Regions from separate parts of the Homo sapiens genome. Here all the other regions are linked to region 3. Evidence: read pairs that join two places in POLR2A ChIA-PET (ENCODE). Cell type or tissue: PC-9. All regions are shown on one strand. Links, peaks and the distances in the headings refer to the core of each region. The heading gives the core; the rest is flanking DNA.

Region 1 (6,280 bases), core at 429-5,428, 66 kb before region 3:
TTTATTTTGTAATATCTCAAGAAATTAAAGCAGGCGAGTACCTTCTAGATGCTTGGCACTGCCATCACAAATGCCATTAAACTGTGGTACCTGCTCTCAAAAAGTTCACAGTTGCAAGGCTGCTGCTCAGTGTGCAAATTGACAACCACATTGCCCACAGTAGTCTCCAGTAGAACCGCCATGGCACCCACTTCTCCTCAGCTATAAGCCCTGGTGAGGTCACTAATATTCTTTAAGGCAAAAACTAAAAGTCAATAGAAACTGAAAATAGGTAAAGTCTGATTATAAGAAAGAAAAATAGGGCCAGGTCCAGTGGCTCACACCTATAATCCCAGCATTTTGGGAGGCCAAGGCAGGTGGATCACTTGAGGCCAGGAGTTCGAAACCCCATCTCTACTAAAAATACAAAAAATTAGCCAGGTGTGCTGGCACACTCCCATGGTCCCAGCTATTTGGGAGGCTGAGGCAGGAGGCAGAGGTTACAGTGAGCCAAGATTGTGCCACTGTGCTTCAGCCTGGGTGACACAGCGAGACACTGCCAGAAAGAAAGACAGAAAGACAGAAAGATAAAGAAAAAATAAAAGAAGAGAAAGAAAAATGGGTCACTGCATTCAACCAAAGTTTCAGGTAAATGGTGACATAACACATGAAAAGTTTGTCACTTCCCATTCTAGCTCAGCAATAGCAGATATTTAGACAAAGCCAATTCCTCCTTATCTCAACAGCCTCACAAGGCATCACTGCCCAAGATTACTACACAGTATTATTACTACATATTACTACATTACTACACAAGAAGCCACATTCAACAATACAGTTCAGACTTCTGCACTAATGTATATGTATGCATAGAAAGAAAGGGCCAGTGACATCATCCTAGGCTAAACTATAGTATAATATTATAATAGGTAAAGGCAGCAAGATACGTTAGATGTAAGTATGTTATAGAAACCATAGGATGAACCAATTAATATTTCAAGCTTCATCTAATGAAAGAAAAATACACATAAACAGAGTGGCAACTTCAAAACAGAACACCAGAAAAAGCTCAAGCTAACTTAGAAATAAACAATTCATATATAAAATCTAAAACTCAGTGACAATAGCATATTTCTGAACAAGGATAACTCATTTAAAATCTGCTAAGAATTTGACCCACTATTTGTTACCTAAAAAGATAAAAAGTGAGCAAATGCAATTCCCTGAATGCGTTTTTTTTACAAACTAAGAGGTCACTCTGGCATGTAAAGTATTAATAGACCTTTGAAATACACTTTTTAAGCTCTATGATCGAAATATTGCAGAATACTGTAGCTTTTTTCAAAAATCTAATCTCTGAGCACAGTCTAAATCCTCACTTTTGCAATACTAATGAAACTGCATTTAGCAATGTTTGCCAACACCAGTTTAGTTAAGTCCTAGACACTTAAATGATCTGACATAAAGCAGGAAGAGGACTGTTGATTGATTCTTTTAAGGTCAATGTGTCAGAGTAACTCCAAGAATACTTTAGAAGAAATAAAATGACACTTACAAAACTTCGAAAGATATTATAAATACATTTTGTTTATAATTAGCTAATATAAACCAATCTATATTTTACTATGATATTTTTGTACCTTCATAGAAAGATCACTTCACAAGTTTGTATGAGGAATAGTAAAGTTTCCATATGGCTAGACTTGATGTAACCCTGAGCCACTGAGTCCTACTGTTTTTATTATCTTCTAAGATACCAGCATTACACTTCACTAATTCAATGTACAACTGATATATTTAACTAGAAAAGTAAATATAATTACAGAAGAAATGTTATGAGAAACTTTATCCATCACAAAGACTCTATATAATACTTTTGCTCTCCTAACAATAAACACAATTTCTAATGTTACTTATAAAAGAAAATCGTTTCCACATTAACTACTATGCAGAACTTATAGTAAGCACAAATGACATTGAAAAAATGCCAAAACACCCCAGAAGAAATTATTAAAATAGAGATTAAAATTTATTTTCTATATTACATCAACAAACCTAAAAGAAGTGAAAGAGCCAAGTACATATAAATAATTTTTTTAAGGTAGTGTGCATTGCTTTGCCATGACAGTGTTGTATAAAAAGATACTATGTTAAATGTTGCTAAAATATCAAAGGATGATAAATGTAGAGAATCATAATTATGGGGCTGAAGGTAGCCTTATAATACATTACAAATGGGCAGATTTTTTAAAGTTTACATTGCCAAATATGAATACACAAAAAAGAGACCTTATTCTACCCAGATTTTGAAATTTCATGTGAAAGGAAGTTTTTAAAAATAAAATGCTAAATTCTGTCTAAACAAAGTGATAGGTCCTTTAGGGACCAAAGGGAAGGCCCAATGATGGCATAATTACTGGGGATACTTACAGCTATTTTAAGTTCCATGCACCCTAGCGTCTAGTCCCATTTAGCTTTCTCTTCTTCCCTCACCGCCCCAAAGCTATATTTAGCCTTTCTATGACTTAACTGTATAAGCAGTGGGATAATACATTGTGCATACTTTCCTGCCCCATAACTAACTGGGTTCCAACAACAACTTTCAGCTATCTTGAAGTCAGGACTTAGAGCATTACAAGAGCCCTGTGCATGCTGCCTGACCTTGGGCAAATTACTTAACTTCCCAGGACCTCATTTCCTCATCTGTGAAAAGAGGTTAATAAAAGTACCTTATATTGGATTCTACCAAAGATTATTAGTTGGCATAAAGGCTCAATAAATAAAAATTTTAAGAATCATCTAGTCTAATAAACTTTCTTTTCCTTTAAATAGCTCAATCTTTTCCCTACCCAACCAAAATCTTAAAAAGTCTATCCCCTTCATTTTAAAGACACAGAAGATAAGATGCAGAGTTAGTGGCTTGTCATAAGACAAATGTCAAAACTGAAAAGAGAACTCAGGTTTCTTGACTCCAAATCTAGTATTTCCCAGGATACATTTATGCCTCTACGACATGTCTATGGAACCATTTGGAAAATAATTGCTTTGGCCTTTCATTTGATAATTAGTTCTAGAGAAAACAGCCCGGTTATACTATCAAGGACCAGTTCAGTCAAACATGCTTTGCTCCACCTTCATCAGAAAAACAGGAAATAATCCCAAAAGCAAATTTATAGAATCAGTTATAGCACAAGTCTAGTCAGTCAATACTCATTCAGTCTTATTCTCAATATCATCTATAGTAATCAATTTTATGTATATGTTATCAATAAGTTATTAATAAAGCTAATCAAGCCACAAGGAGTTCGTTTATGTCTTGTTCACTGTGCTTAACAATCAAGTGTGTAATGACGTTAGAAAATGTTTCATCAGAAAGCTAATTTTTTAGTAATGTAAAAGTTAAAATTAGCTATACGGACTATTCACAAAAGTTTTCTTTATGGCTACAGAGAATAAATAAGGAATTATTACTGTCAGTAGTTAATAAGTATTTGATCTTCAGTAACACTAGACAGGAAGTTGTAGCAGTTTTCACCTTTTCATTACGAAACACATCTAGATGGTTGGTGGATTTCTTAACTTTTTTTTTTTTTTTGAGACAACACCCCACTCTAGCACCCAGGCTGGAGTGCAGTAGGGTGATTTCAGCTCACTGTAACCTCTGCCGCCTGGGCTCAAGTGATCCTCCTTGAGGATCACTCAGGAGGATCCTGAGTAGCTGGACTACAGGAGTGTCCCACCATGCCCAGGCTAATTTTTATATTTTGCGCAGAGGCAAGGTCTTGTCATGTTGCTCAGGTTGGTCTTGAAATCCTGAACTCAAGCCATCTGCCTGCCTCAGCTTCCCAAAGTGCTGGGATTACAGGTGTGAGCCACCATGCCCAGCAGGATTTCTTAACAATTCTAATAACCTGGTAGACAATTTTGGACACTGACCTTGCCACACAACCGTGGGTTACTAGTTTTCCTTTCCTTTCTTTTATTTCCTTTTTCCTTTCTCCTTTCCTTTTTCCTTTCCTTTTTTTTTTTTTTTTTTTGAGATGGAGTTTCACTCTTGTTGCCCAAGCTGGAGTGCAATGGCATGATCTCAGCTCACTGCAACCTCCACCTCCCAGGTTCAAGCAACTTTCGTGTCTCAGCCTCCCGAGTAACTGGGATTATAGAGGTGTACCACCATGCCCGGCTAATTTCTGTATTTTTAGTAGAGACAGGGTTTCACCATGTTGGCCAAGCTGGTCTCAAACTCCTGATCTCAAGTAATCTGCCCACCACAGCCTCCCAAAGTGCTGGGATTACAGGCATGAGCCACTGCGCCCAGCCCACTAGCTTCTTTAAATCATCATTCTTTTTGGTGAGCCATCATTAAGGTATACGATGGTGGACTTCATTAAGTTATATACGTACACTGTTCAACCCACAAATTGCAGATTCTTGGAAGCCTGTTGTCTTTTGGGAGGGCTGAATCAACCTAGTGCCAGTTGCTGGGACAATCACTTGAGACCAGTCTCTGTTTAGTGATTCCTGAAGCTTCCATCAGTTTAGCACCATATGTAATTAACTTTTAACATTTATGAAGAGAGAAAAGGGGAGAAAAGCACTTATATTCACTACAAAGTGATTCGAGGACAGTACCGATTCTGAATACACACAAGAAAGCCCAGATACAATCATGTTCCTATCTTCAGAAACAAGAATTTCTCTCTCTATCTCAGAAACAAGGATTTCTCTCTCTCACACACACATTCTCTCTGTCTCTTTCTCCTTATATGCAAGAAAGAAATGGAGAAAAATGGCCAATCCATCTATATTTTATTTTAGTTACATTCAACAAACTAGGTCTCACATTTTTAGACATTCTGAAAATGTCAGACCATACCCCAGCACAGCGTAATAGTGCCATGGAAACAAAAGAAAACCAATTCCTTTGTCATTCTTTTAGCTTAGAAATCACAGCTGATCATCAACATTAGAGTCTTTTTGAGTTAGGAGCAACAGCATAGTCTTATGGAATGAACACTGGATCTGGAATGAGAAGATCCACATCCTAAATCCTTGCTGAATCAAAGTATACATTGCTTGGTATATAGTTAGCACACAAATATATGTTTTCTTCTTTCCTACCTAAAACTAGAGACACAGCATAGTATAGGGGAAGTCACTGAGGTATTCATGAACTTGGTATGTGCCTTAGTAACATTCACTTGGAATAAACAACACTGCTTAAAGGTATCTGCCATGTTTGTTCATGCTACAATGAAATACTTTTCCACAATTTGTTCGTAAGTAAAATCCTTAGATTTTTCAGAATTACTGCTAATCCATTATAATTTGTCTTTCAGAATAAGCACAAAAATTCTTCCAGAATAGCCAAATGATGAGTCAACTTATGGTCACTTTCAAGGGTCCAAATGAAGAGCAGAGGGAAATACAGGTAGTATCTGCCTTCCATCAGTTCCCTAGGCTTTCTATATCAATATATGAGTACTTGTGTTCCCTTTCCTCCACTTACTTTTGGCAGAAACCAGAAGTTAGATATTTTCAACCTCTCGTTAAAATAATTAAACAGTATGTAGCACAAAAAGAGTGTCAGTGATTTAGCTTCTTAGACACTTAATAAAAGAATAAATTATATACTGAAGACAAAAAGCAGTGCCAGACACAGACTAGGACAGGGGCTGCCAGAAAGTCTATCTTAGTGGTGTCTGGAAATGTTAAGTTCTGGAGAAAAGACCAAACTAAAATTAAGAAGAACTAAGTCATTAGACTATACTCTTTGGCAGATTATTAACTACCTGTGAACATTTTAATAAAACAGACTTTTAGAATTTTTTAAAATTTCAGACTAAGGAAAACCCTCTCCGACTAGCCATTTGTTGAACACTGTCATTTATTTCCATTCCACTCACTGCTGTGGAGCCCAGTTACTCCCTTATTTTCTTATTCACATGTAGTCTGACTTATCACAAGTAAAACAAAAATCACAAGGACGCCATTATCCTTCAACATTTCCCCAAAGTACAAATCCTAATTTGCATTAAGTCCTTACAGAAACGTACACGGCAGTCCTTCTGTAAAAAGTACTGTAATTAATAAAATGATTTCCAGTTCGATATATACACACAGAACTTTACATACAGTTAAAAACTGATTAAGATGATTTACACATGCTAGGTATTCAATATTCAATACGCTTACAATAACAGTTATTTGAGAGGAATATAATCTTTGAACATAAGACAATAGATTTTGATTAAATAACTATAAATTCATTTATCTATTTTGCTATTCACTGATTGATCTA
Region 2 (6,280 bases), core at 429-5,428, 120 kb after region 3:
TAATCCATATAAAAGTTAAATACTATAAAAATAAATAAGCAAAAATGGGTATGAGAAATATGAAATAAGGTACTTAAGTTTTCAAATATCAGTTAACTCTAATTTATATCTTGGATAGATAAAAAAATTTCATTTGCAACTCAGACATTTCAACAAAAACAAAAACACTGACAATTTCATAATACCTTACCTTTCATATAGGCTTTTAAAAAACATCAGATTTGATTACTGTTGGGCAAGCACAGTAAGATAACTCTGCCCACCCCCAATTTACAGGAGAGTGAAACCTAAGGGGCAGAGGCACTCAGTGACCTGCCCAAGGTCTCCCACATAGAAAGCAGTCACAATGGGAGCAGAACCCAGTCTCTTGACATCTCTGGGGACTCTGTGGTCTGGTGAACGGTTCCAATGCATGAGGGCCAAGGTGGGAGGAAACTAGACTCTGAGTTAGGGAACAGGGTGTGAAGAGAGGAGCCAAGGGCTCTGATAGGGAGCTCTGAAGGCAGGATCTTGTGCCTTCTGGTCCTGCAGACAGTTTTCATTACTCCTTTTTGCTTCTATAGGCCCCATAGATTATCTGTTTTCTTCCCTTTTCAATGGTGACATCAAATACTTCTGACTGATGCAAGACTTTATTCTTCCTTCTGCTCCTTCAAAGCAAATACACAGTTCCCTTCATATTTTTCAGGAAGTTTTTAAGGCTGGAAACAATTTTACAAGATGTAAAAATTATCCTTATAGTACAGCCATGCGATTTTCTTTGTTTCAAATGTAGTTTTTATTTAGAGTGAGTAAATGATAAAGGCTACATATACATACTAATGAAGCTCTTTCAGAACTTAAAGGACTGATGTGAAACTCATCTATATTTTAGACGAGGGGTTGGCAAATTTTTTTTGTAAAGGGTCAGATAGTAAACATTTTAGTCTTTGCAGGTCATAAGGTCTCTGTCACAACTTCACAACTCTACCATTGTAGTCACAAGCAGTCATAGAAAATATGTAACCTAATGTGTGTGGCTGTGTTCCAATAAAATTTTGTTTACAAAAACAAGTGGCAGCCTGTAGTTTTCCAGTCTGTATTAGAGAAATATATGTCTTCCATCATTTCCGGGATAAAAAGTTGAATGATGGCCAGGCACGGTGGCTCACGCCTATAATCCCAGCACTTTGGGAGGCTCAGGCAGGTGGATCACTTGAGGTCTGGAATTCAAGACCAGCCTGGCCAACATGGTGAAACCATCTCTAACAAAAATACAAAAATTAGCTGGGGGTGGTGGCATGTGCCTGTAACCCTAGCTACTGGGGAGGCTGAGGCAGGAGATTTGCTTGAACCTGGGAGGCAGAGGTTGCAGTCAGCCAAGATCACACCACTGCACTCCAGCCTGGGCAACAGAGTGAGACCTCGTCTCAAAAAAAAAAAAAAATGTTGGATGATGTTTTAGCTATATAAGGATGTGAGAAAGGAATGGTCATTAGAGTATCATCATGATCCCATTCTACTGGGTGAGGATGGTTGAGGGGAGAAATAATGCTGAAGAGTGAGCACTATGTATAAAGGAAATTGGACAGGACAGAAATTTCCAGTGATGGGAGAAGAACCAAATACCTACTTAGGTCACCCAGAGGAGGCTTGTCTGAAGGGGTTGGTGGTAGGTGGGTGATGGGGCAGACACTTGGTTCCCACTCCTTAATGTAACCATAATAGGTTCATTGTTCATGCATGTGGTAAGTCAATACACTGAGTGGTATGATTTGGATGTGTGTCCCCTCCAAAACTCATGTTGAAATGTAACCTCGAATGTTGCAGGTGGGCCTGCTGGGAGGTGTTTGGGTCATGGGGACAGATCCCTCATGAAGTACCCTCCCTGTGGTAATGAGTTCTCACTCTATTAGTCCATGTGAGAGGTGGTTGTTTAAGAGTCTGGCATTTCTCTTGCTTCCACTCTTGCCATGTGACATGCTGGTTTCCCTTCACCTTCTGCCATGATTGTAAGCTTCCTGGGGCCCTGACCAGAAGCAGTTGCCAGCATCATGCTTCCTGTAGAGCCTGCAGAACCCTGAGGCAAAATAAACCTCTTTTCTTTATAAATTACCCTTCTCAGGTATTCCTTTATAGCAACATAAACAGACTAATACACTGAGACACTGGGCTGCAGCAGAAAAAGAACTTTAATCTTAGGGCCACCAAATGAGGAGACATGAAGAAAGCTCAAATCTTTTCCCCAGAGGAGTTTGGGGGTAGGGTTTTTAAGGGTTTTGGAGTGGGCCAAAGTGTGGAGACCACTGATTGGTTGAAAATTGTGGGGTGAAGTCATGGGGCAGGGAGATGAAGAAACGGTATTCTCTTGCTGATTTGGTTCCTCTGTGGGGGTCTTTAAACTGGTTGGTGTTAGTTGTTCCACTAGAATCCAGGATCTGCTTAAGTAATTCTTCACCAAGAGCTTATGATTCTAGTGTCAGGGACACTATCTTGAACGAAAACCAGAATCCTATCTATAGGAACAATGGGGATACAAATGGTCAGTATCTGGTGTTACATAAATTTTGGTTACAAAGAAATGGGTCGGCCGGGCACGGTGGCTCACGCCTGTAATCCCAACACTTTGGGAGGCCGAGGCAGGCGGATCACCTGAGGTTGGGAGTTCGAAACCAGCCTGTCCAACATGGAGAAACTCCGTCTCTAATAAAAATGCAAAATTAGCCGGGTGCGGTAGGGCACGCCTGTAATCCCAGCTACTCGGGAGGCTGAAGCAGGAGAATCACTTGAACCTGGGAGGCGGAGGTTGTGGTGAGCCGAGATTATGCCATTGCACTCCAGCCTGGGCAAGAAGAGCGAAACTCCATCTCAAAAAAAAAAAAAAAAAAAAAAAAGAAAGAAAATAGAAATGGGTCAAAGTACAGCCAGAAGAATGCTTAAGTATATCTATATATTTCTGTTCAGAATTCCTGTTAACCCTGTGAGGTCACTTGCCTTATGCTTCCTTCAACATGGAGGAAATTCCATTAACATTCACTCCAGGCCTCTCTCCACTCTCCTGTCCACTGGTTGTTGCATTTGGGAGGACTTGGCCACAAGTGGTTCTGTCCCCTTGTCAGAGGCCTTTGAACCAGTGACTCTATCTTGAATAGGATCTGGATAAAATGAGGCTTAGACCTGCTGGGCCACATCCCCAGGAGGTTAGACATTCTTAGTCACAGGATGGGATATGAGGTCACAAGATAAACATCACAAACACCCTGCTGATAAATGAAGATGCAGTAAAGAAGGAAGCCAAAACCAAAATGGTGATGAAAGTGGCCTCTGGTCATCCTCAATGTTCATTATATGCCAATTATAATGTATTGGCCTGCTAAACAATACTCCCACCAACGTCATGACTGTTTACACAACATCCAGAAGTTACCCTATAAGGTCTAAAAGGAAGAGAAACCCTCAGCTCTGGGAAATCCCTGCCCCTTTCCTTAAAAACTCATGAATAACCCATCCTTGTTTAGCATATAATCAATAAATAACCATAAAAATAGCCAACCAGCAGCCCTCGCAGCTGCTCTGCCTGTGGGGCAGCCATTCTTTTACTCCTTTACTTGCTTAATAAAGTTTCTTTCTTCACTCTGTGGACTCACCCCAAATTCTTTCTTGCAGGAGATCTAAGAACCCTCCCCAAGATCAGGATTCCTTTCCAGTAACTTCTCCTTCCCTCTCTCTTAAGAATCAAGGAACACAGGCAGCATGTTGCTGTCTGCTCTGATCCTCCACAGAAACATCCTCCCACTTGGGGAAAAGCCTGACCAGCTCAGCATATTCTGTAACTGAGTGGAACTAGCTGACAAAAAAGCCAAGCTCTGTAAAATATTTGGAGAGGTTTATTCGGATCCAATGTGTGTGTCCATGACCCAGGAAACAGTCTCAGGAGGTCCTGAGAAAGTGTGCCTGAGACGGTCAGGTTACAGTTTGGTTTTATATATTTTAGAGAGAAAGAAATTACAGGCAAAGACATAAGTCAATACATGTAAGGTATATATTGGTTCAGCCTAAAAAGTTGGGATATCTCAAAGTAGGGGTTCTTACAAGTCATAGTTGGATTCAAAGATTTTCTGATTGGCAGTTGGTTGAAGGAGTTCAGCTTTGTCTAAAGACTAGAAGTAAATGCTTGAGTTAAGAAAAAGGGCATTGTGGAAGCCAAGGTTCTTGTTAAGTAGATGACGCCTTCAGGTAACAGCCCTATAGAGAATATCCTAAGCGTCTCTCTTCAGACCTTAAAGGTGTCAGCCTTTCATTTCATCTCTCCTAGATCTGGGAAAGATCTAGAAAGGGAAGGAGATTCTCTACGGATGTAATCTCCCCCACAAAAGACAGCTTTGCAGGGCCATTTCAACGTATGTCAAGGAAATATATTCTAGGGTAAAATATTTTTATTTCCTTCAGGGTCTGCTATCTGTCATGAGGTCCTATACCAGTGTCAGGTTGCAATTTGGTATCTTACTGCTACAAAGAGTCTGTTTTGTCAGTCTTATAATCTCTCTTTTAACATTAATGCTAGTCAGTTGCTCCTAAACTCCAAAAGGGAGGGGGTATACCAAGATCTCTCCTGTCATAATGGGGAATTCAGTTTTTGAGGCCCAGAGGGGGTCCGTTCAGTCTGTTGTGGGGGTTTAGGATCTTACTTTTGGTTTACACACTCAACCTAATTCTGGGATTCCGATTAGGACGCCCTTTTGCTCCCTGTTATAAGCCACATTCTTCAACACCAGCTTTATAGGCAATAAAGATGAGAGTTTGGTCTCCATCTGTTCCTTTTTCCTCCCCTCAATTGGCCAGATCTCATCTGGGGAAGAGGGCTGTTATTATTGGCATGCCCTTGAGCCCAACAAGACTGGAAATGGGCTGTTGTGGACTGGGTTGGAGCCTGTCTGCATGCAAAGGGCTGTGAATACAGAAAACTGTTTTTCTTTTTCTTTTCTTTAATTAAAGATGATTTATCTAGAACTCTGTATCTGAGAATGCAATCTATGAAACACTGGTTCCAAGGGGTTCACATGGAAAAAAATATTTCTATGGTCAAAAATATGAGAAAAACCTTCAGAATGCAAGTTCTCTTCCAGTTGATTTCCTAATGCACTTTAGCATCTAAGAAATTCTGCAGTGATGAAACTTAAAAAAAAATTTTTTTTCGAAGTGTATTTGACTGTGGAGCCATTTTATTCATCTGACACCTATTAAACATCTTGCAGAGCTTCATTAACACACCATGGGAAATGCTGATATAACATTTCTAAAGTTAAATTTGGTTATAAAATATATTCTTTTCATCTGACTCTTCGGAAGACTCTCTATATGGCCAAATTTATTTGCTTTTGGACATTCATTTTAGACAATGCTAACCCACACTTTTTTCCTTTCAATGTTTTTTCATGGCTGCCTTTTAATTCATGACTCCCTGTTAATGCATTTGGGGCAGACTAGCAGTATGTGACTGCATTCTGCTACACGATTCTGATTCCAGAATAGTTGATAATCTATAAAGAAGAAAAAGATAGCCAGGCACCTTGAAGACACAGGAGAAAGCCCCAGTACTTAAAAATATCTCCCCCACAAATTCCACCAATTAGAGATTCATTAGGGTTAATGAGCTCGCTTTTAAAATGCAAATACCCTCTGGGAGTGTTTGCCTATTAGTCATTCACCAAGTGAAGTAGTGGAAAGAACAGGGGAATGGCCACACCATTAACTCCTTTTCATTCTTCAGTCACACTCATTATTCTAGGCAGCCTGGCACTGTGGAAAGAGAATGGATTTGAAATCTGACAGAACTCTACCCAAATCCTCTACCAAATCTATGACCTTGTACAAGTTACTTCTCAGTGCCTCAATTTCCTCATCTGAAAAATGGGAATAATGATACATACTAAGGCTGTTATAAAGATTAAATGGGAAAACATATTAGACACTAATTGCAGAGAAGGATGGGAAGCCGGGGTAAGGTCTTGGTTTCGACTGCTATTCTGTCTTTGCGTGTAGCAATTAGCGACACGCTCGTTCAGCATCAGAGAATCTATGGACTGAAAGTGTGTGTCCTCCCCGATCCCTGCAAAATTCGTATATTGAAACCTAATCCCCAGTGTGTTGGTAGTAAGAGGTGGAGCCTTTGGGAGGTCATGAGGTCATGAGGATGGAGCCCTCACGAGTGATTAGTGCCCTTAGAAGGGGTTGAAGAGAGCTGGGCTGTCCCCTTCTGCCATGTGAAAATGAAGCAAGAAGATGCCTTCTACGAACCAAA
Region 3 (6,280 bases), core at 725-5,724:
GGGTTCCTGGCACAGAAGAGGTACCCAATAAAGAACTGATGAATGACCAAATAAAATAACGGTCCTTTTTTGTGACAATACTCCATTTTAACTCATTGTAAATATCTTTGCACTTACCTGAAACCATGGAATTGGGGCTTCTGTTCATTTACAGAATAGATATATTTTTAACATATAAATGAGAGAGATTAGGGAACACCTAGCACCACTATATCATTTTATTTTAGACGTGGATATATAAATTATGTAAAATAGCAATGTAAACATACACACACACACACTCACATACTTTTGTCAATTTAGTGACTAATAACTTGAAGAAATAAGAATTCCCACTATAAGGCATATTCTCCTGAAAGCTTTGGGCACTATGGAGAATACTACATGACAGAATGCTAGTATACTTTCTGAAAGACAAGATGATCCTAATGATTTCCTCATCAATGAAAAAGGACTTTTTCATTATTAGAAATGAGCCCCAAAGGTTAGGCTGCTAATGTGTTTTTGTATACGTGTGCAAATAAATGCCATAAATAACACTTTGGACTAACATCAAAGCACACTTCTGTCTCACTGCTCTTCTTTTTGGGGTGGACATTTGAAGAGGTTCTTTGAAAATTATAACGAGATACAAACTTACTCCAGTGTCCCCTTCTCTACTAATACATGAAGGGCAGCTGTGACTGGCTTTCAGTGGACCAAAGCTCTTACAGGAGTTGCTTAGGGAGAAGCCTCACATTCTGCAATCCTGTTTCTATTTGAATGTGGAAACCTGAGCTACCTCTCCCTCCATTCTCTCCTGCCCTCCCCAACTCTCTCCCTCTAGACAGGTTTCTAATCTGTCCAGTGAGTAGCTGGAACTACAGCAGGAGTCAGTAAACTTTTTTGGTAAAGGTCAAGATAGTAAATATTTTCAGCTTTGGACCACATGGTCTGTGTTGCAACTATTTAACTCTGTTATTATAGTGCGAAAGCAGCCACACAGAATATGTAAACAACGGGTACGGCTGTTTCTCAATAAAAATGGGCATGCCTATTTTCCAATAAAATTTTATTTATGAAAACAGGTGGTGGGCCAGATTTGGCCAGTAGATCATAGTTACAGACTCCTGGACTAGAAATATTCTAGGATCCCTGTTAGCTTTTCTCTGCCTTAGTATTCAATTTTCATGAGTCTGTGAGAGTTCACAATTGGGAGACAGCTGGAAAAAAAGAGAAGCATACTTTGAAGAATCATTGGCTGTGTGAAATTACTATATTTGACTTATCTTTTCACTTGGAGTCTTTTAACTTTGTAGCATAATGCCCCTATTATATTTAGCAATTAGAGTGCCATCACAAAGTAAAATGTAAAACCATTATTCCTTGAAAAGAGAAAAGGCTTGTGGTATGAAATGATGCATGCGAGGAGTGTGGGTGATAATTTACTCATATAATCATTTCTATTTCTGTTCTATGGCAAGTATTTCTGGAGATGGCTCAGATGGCAAGGAGATCTTTAAGACGTGCATGCCATAATTAACCTTTTTATGTGTTCTGATAGAAATATCAATAGTTTTTCCTCCTTTAGCACTTTTAACTTTACTTATGGTGTATAGAGATGATTTGAAGAATAATCATTATAAGGGAAAAAACGCCTTTATATCTTGGGTTTAAAATAAAACATGTATATTCTTCCTATTATTTTTACTTTATGGATAAGTTCTAGACACTGAACATCTGCATTTCTTTTTGCCTCCTTGCAAAGGAGGAGCTAGCCCAGCCAATGATTCTGTAGAATGTAGATCCACGATGTACGAAGTGTAGTCCCTGGACTAGCAGCATCAGTATTTGCATCAGCATCTACTAGAAACTTGTTAAAAATGCAAATTCTCCAGTGCCATCCCAGACCTACTAATTAAGAAACTCTAGGAGTGGGCCCAGCAGTCTGTTTTAGCAAGCTCTCCAGGTGATTCTAATGCCTGCTAGAGTTTAAGAACCACTGGTATAGCTTAGATTATTACCTTACAGAAGCACAAGTTAAAGGGAAGACCTGGCCTCATATAATCAGCAGAATGACCTTAGAGCCTGGACATTCAGAAGGCACAGAATACAGGCGATAAGCCTATAACTACATTACAAGAAGAAAAAGGACCTGAGAAAGAAAAACAAAGGGAAGAAGGGAGACATAGAACTTGAATGAGTAGGAGGAACTGGAAAACTCCAGGGTTCCATTTGCAGCTGTGGCTACAATCCTCCATGATTTGATGGGTGAGGACTGTGCTAGGTGAAGGGAAACAGAAATGAAGAGAACAGTCTCTCCATCCGCAAAGAATTCACAGTATTAGAGTGGAAAAAGAAAAAAATGGCTCCCTTGAGAATTTACAATAGACCTAATATTTTAAGTCAAAGGAGGCTGGGCGCAGTGTCTCATTCCTGTAACCACAGCACTTTGGGAGGCCAAGACAGGAGAATCATTTGAGCCTAGAGGAGTTCTGGACCAGCCTGGGCAACAGGGCAGAACAATGTCTCTACAAAAAATAAAAAAATTAGCTGGGCTTAGTGGTGTGTGCCTGTGGTACCAGCTGCTTGGGAGGCTGAGGTGGGAGGATGGCTTGAGTCCAGGAGGTTGAGGTCACAGTAAGCCATCATGTCGTCACTGCACTCCAGCCTGGGTGACAGAGTGAGACCCTGACTCAAAAGAAAAAAGGATCAAAAGAGAGAGGTTGGACATCAGGAGACATAGAGACAAGATGAAGAGAACAAAGAAAATAGAAGATATGAGGATAAACAGAGTATTAAAAAATTTTATTTGTACTAGAACATAGAACATTTAGGAAATTTGTTCTTTTAATTCCTCCAATTACTAAAAGGTGAGCTCTGCTTTGATTTGGAGATAAAAATCCCTGACTCATTGCTTCACTGGACAGAACCACAGGAGAATTGCAACCAAAAGCCTTTCATTTCCTTACGATGCTTATCGCCAGCAAATAGCTATAGTAACACACTGACATAAACCATTAAGCTATGTATGGGTCGGTGCTATTTAAAGAATGTTTGCTTCCCCACCCAACCCCATTCTTATGTTGAAATCCTAACCCACAATGTGATGGTATCAGGAGACATGGCCTTTGAGAGGTGATTAGGCCATGAGGTAAGAGCCCTCATGAAGGGGATTAGTGTCCTTATGAATAAGAGACCCCAGATAATTCATTTGCCCCTTCCACCATGTAAGGGTGAGAATGCAGCTATCTATAAACCAGGGAACAGGCCCTCACCAGACACTGAATCTGCTGGTGCCTTGATGTTGGCCTTCCCAGCCTCCAGAACTGTAAGAAATAAATTTCTGTCGTTTATGGTATTCTGTTATAGCAGCCTTAATGAACTAGAAAAATAAAAAAGAAAACAAAACAAAACAGGAACATGTTCTTATGGTAACACAACCTGGTCATTTTTCAAGTCCTGCCACAGAGTATCAATCTTGGAGCCTCATCATAAAATCATTTTTGGGTGCCTAAGGAGAATGTTATAGGTGAGACAGTGCTATTAAAAAAATAACACCAAATCAAAGATCATAGAGTTTTCTGGAAGATTTTTAGAAGTCATCTTTTCAAAACAGCCTCCAATGTTTTAAAAAATGACTTCACTATTTTAGTAATATATATATATATATATTTTTAAAATTCAAACAATACAGAAAAGCACAAAGAAAGAAGTAAATTACTTCCCAAAGTAAAGATTACTAACATTTGGTGAATAGAATCCATAAATACAAATAGAAAGCTAGACAATTAGGAGCAGTTTCAGAGAGAGAGATTGTATGGTACATGCTATTTTTTAAAACAAAATTTTTATTTTTGAATAATTTTAGGTTTATGGAAAGGTTGCAAAGATAATACAGAGCGTTCTAGAGCTCTCAACCAACTTCCTCTATTGCTAACATCTTACATTACTATGGTACATTTGTTACAACTAAGAAACCAACACTGGTACATTACTATTAACTAAATTCCAGGCTCTTTTTAAATTTCACCAGTTTTTCTACTAATGTCCTCTTTCTGTCCCAAGATCCACATTGCATTTAGTTGTCAGGTATTCTATTAGGACTCTCCAAAGAGACAGAACCAATAGGGTAAATGGGTATATGCAGAGACAGAGAGACAGGAGTTAATTCTAAACCTAAGAGTCATGTGACTATTAGGCATTCCATTTTAGAATAAATTGGAAATAGAGTTACAGCCAGAGCAGCACAAGTAGCTAAGAAAGCTCAGAACACCAAAGTGCCAGTTCAACCCAGGGAAACAACAAATGTCAACAAACAACTGAAACCTACTGCTTCTGTGAAACAGTACAGATGGAAATGTTGGCTCCAAAGGGTCCTTCTCCCATACCTGAGGATGCCTCCGTGAAAGAAGAGAACATCTGCCGAGCTTTTTCTGATGCTTTGCTCTACAAAATTGAGGATATTGATAACAAAGATTGGAATAACCCTCAGCTCTGCAGTGACTATTTAAGGGTATCTATCAGTACCTCAGGCAGCTGGAGATTTTGCAGTTCATAAACCCACATGTCTTAGGTGGATGAGATGTAAATGGACATAAGCATACCATCCTGGTAGACTGGTTGGTGCAAATCCACTCCAAGTTTAGGCTTCTTCAGGAGACTCTGTATGTGTGTGTTGCCATTATGGATTGATCTTTACTGGTTCAGCCAGTTTCCCAGAGGAAGCTTCAACTAGTTTGGATTACTGCTCTGCTCTTGGCTTCCAAGTATGAGGAGATGTTTTCTCCAAATACTGAAGGCTTTGTTTACATCACAGACAATGCTTATACTAGTTTCCAAATCCAAGAAATGGAAACTAATTTTGAAAGAACTGAAATTTGAGGTGGGTGGACCCTTGCCACTACACTTCTTAAGGCAAGCATCAAAAGCCGGGAAGGCTGATGTTGAACAGCACACTTTAGCCAAATATTTGATGGAGCTGACTCTCATTGACTACGATATGATGCATTATCATCCTTCTAAGGCAGCAACAGCTGCTTCCTGCTTGTCTCAGAAGGTTCTGGGCCAAGGAAAATGGAACTTAAAGCAGCAGTGTTATACAGGATACACACAGAATGAAGTATTGGAAGTCATGCAGCACGTGGCCAAAAATGTGCTGAAAGTAAATGAAAACTTAACTAAATTCATCGCCATCAAGAATAAGTATGCAAGCAACAAATTCCTGAAGATCAGCATGATCCCTCAGCTGAACTCAAAAGCCATCAAAGACCTTGCCTTCCCTCTGATGGGAGGGTCCTAGGCTGCAGTGGCCCCTGGGAATGTGTGCTTCATTTTTGCACTTTTTCTTACTGGGTTAGAACTCTTAATTTTATACATAGTTCTCTGGTCTGTTTCATGAAAACTCTTCTCAGACCAATTTTCTAAATATATATCGAGGAAAAATTAAGCTATTGGTTTTTCTTAAGGTAAAAAAAAAAAAAAACAACAATATACCAATTTATCCTACTAGAGAGATCCTAAAAGAGATTTATTATAAGGAATTGGCTCATGCAATTATGGAGGCCAAGAAATCCCAAGATCTGCAGTTGGCAAGCTGGAGACCCAGGGAAGGTGACATGTATTTCCAATCTGAAACTTAGCAGGCTGGAGACTAAAAAAACAGCCAATGTTTCAGTTTCAAGTCCAAAAGCCAGAAAGAAACTGGTGTCCCATCTCAAAGCAGTCAGGCAGGAGGAGTTCCCCCTTACGGAGTCTTTTTGTTTTATTCATGTTGTCTTCAAAGGATAGGATGAGGCCCACCCATATTATGGAAGGCAGTTTGCTTTACTCAGTCTGCCTATTCAAGCATTAACCTCATCAAAAAACACTGTCACAGACACAGAAGATTAACGTTTAACCAAATATCTGGGCACCCCGTGGCCTAGCTAAACTGACACATAAAATTAACCATCCCAAGTATACATACTATTTTCAATCTATTATGTTAATATAATATCTGACTTGCCAGATCATGCCGTGTCACCCTTCACTTTAAATGTGCAAGCAGATAGCTCTTTAGATGCCCTATACTTCTGTCCCCACCAGTTCAGCTGGAAGTTTTCCATGATTCAATTTGGGTGTTTGAACCCAAACTTTTTTTAATTATATAATTTAAATAAATGTTAAGAAAACTGACAAAATATAAATGCAAAAAGAACAAATTTTTGTTTCCATACAAACTAGATTGAGTATGTTAGAAAGACTGGATAAATATAGGGTGATTAAAAATTTGCTTTCGGGGTGGGTGCAGTGGCTCATG

Evidence for each region. Peaks named below come from ENCODE experiments on the same cell type or tissue, not always from the same donor. Only the 100,000 strongest peaks of a DNase experiment are listed, where the experiment ranks them.
Region 1: POLR2A ChIA-PET joins it to region 3 with 5 read pairs; 12 of 35 experiments call an interaction of 5 or more read pairs at or near these places.
Region 2: POLR2A ChIA-PET joins it to region 3 with 6 read pairs; 2 of 35 experiments call an interaction of 5 or more read pairs at or near these places.

The regions. Positions count from the first base shown.
Region 1 is chr7:7,974,216-7,980,495 of GRCh38, reverse strand. The region is part of intron 1 of GLCCI1 (glucocorticoid induced 1); the gene reads right to left. It also overlaps the pseudogene LOC100421597. Among named protein-coding and RNA genes, the nearest start is that of GLCCI1, 8.6 kb to the right of the region's middle. In PC-9, for the core only: no CTCF peak of the experiment used is centred there; no DNase peak of the experiment used is centred there; H3K27ac peaks cover 291 bases.
Region 2 is chr7:7,792,838-7,799,117 of GRCh38, reverse strand. The region is part of intron 2 of UMAD1 (UBAP1-MVB12-associated (UMA) domain containing 1); the gene reads right to left. It overlaps LOC105379719 (a long non-coding RNA gene), which reads right to left and starts at 2,670. Exons shown (of 2, transcript XR_001745081.1): 1 at 2,632-2,670; 2 at 2,154-2,495. RefSeq lists an enhancer at 5,963-6,280. In PC-9, for the core only: no CTCF peak of the experiment used is centred there; a DNase peak (open chromatin) is centred at 3,167; H3K27ac peaks cover 2,620 bases.
Region 3 is chr7:7,908,297-7,914,576 of GRCh38, reverse strand. The region is part of intron 2 of LOC124901586 (a long non-coding RNA gene); the gene reads left to right. It also overlaps the pseudogene CCNB2P1. Among named protein-coding and RNA genes, the nearest start is that of GLCCI1-DT, 57 kb to the left of the region's middle. In PC-9, for the core only: no CTCF peak of the experiment used is centred there; DNase peaks (open chromatin) are centred at 896, 2,596 and 3,066; H3K27ac peaks cover 3,777 bases.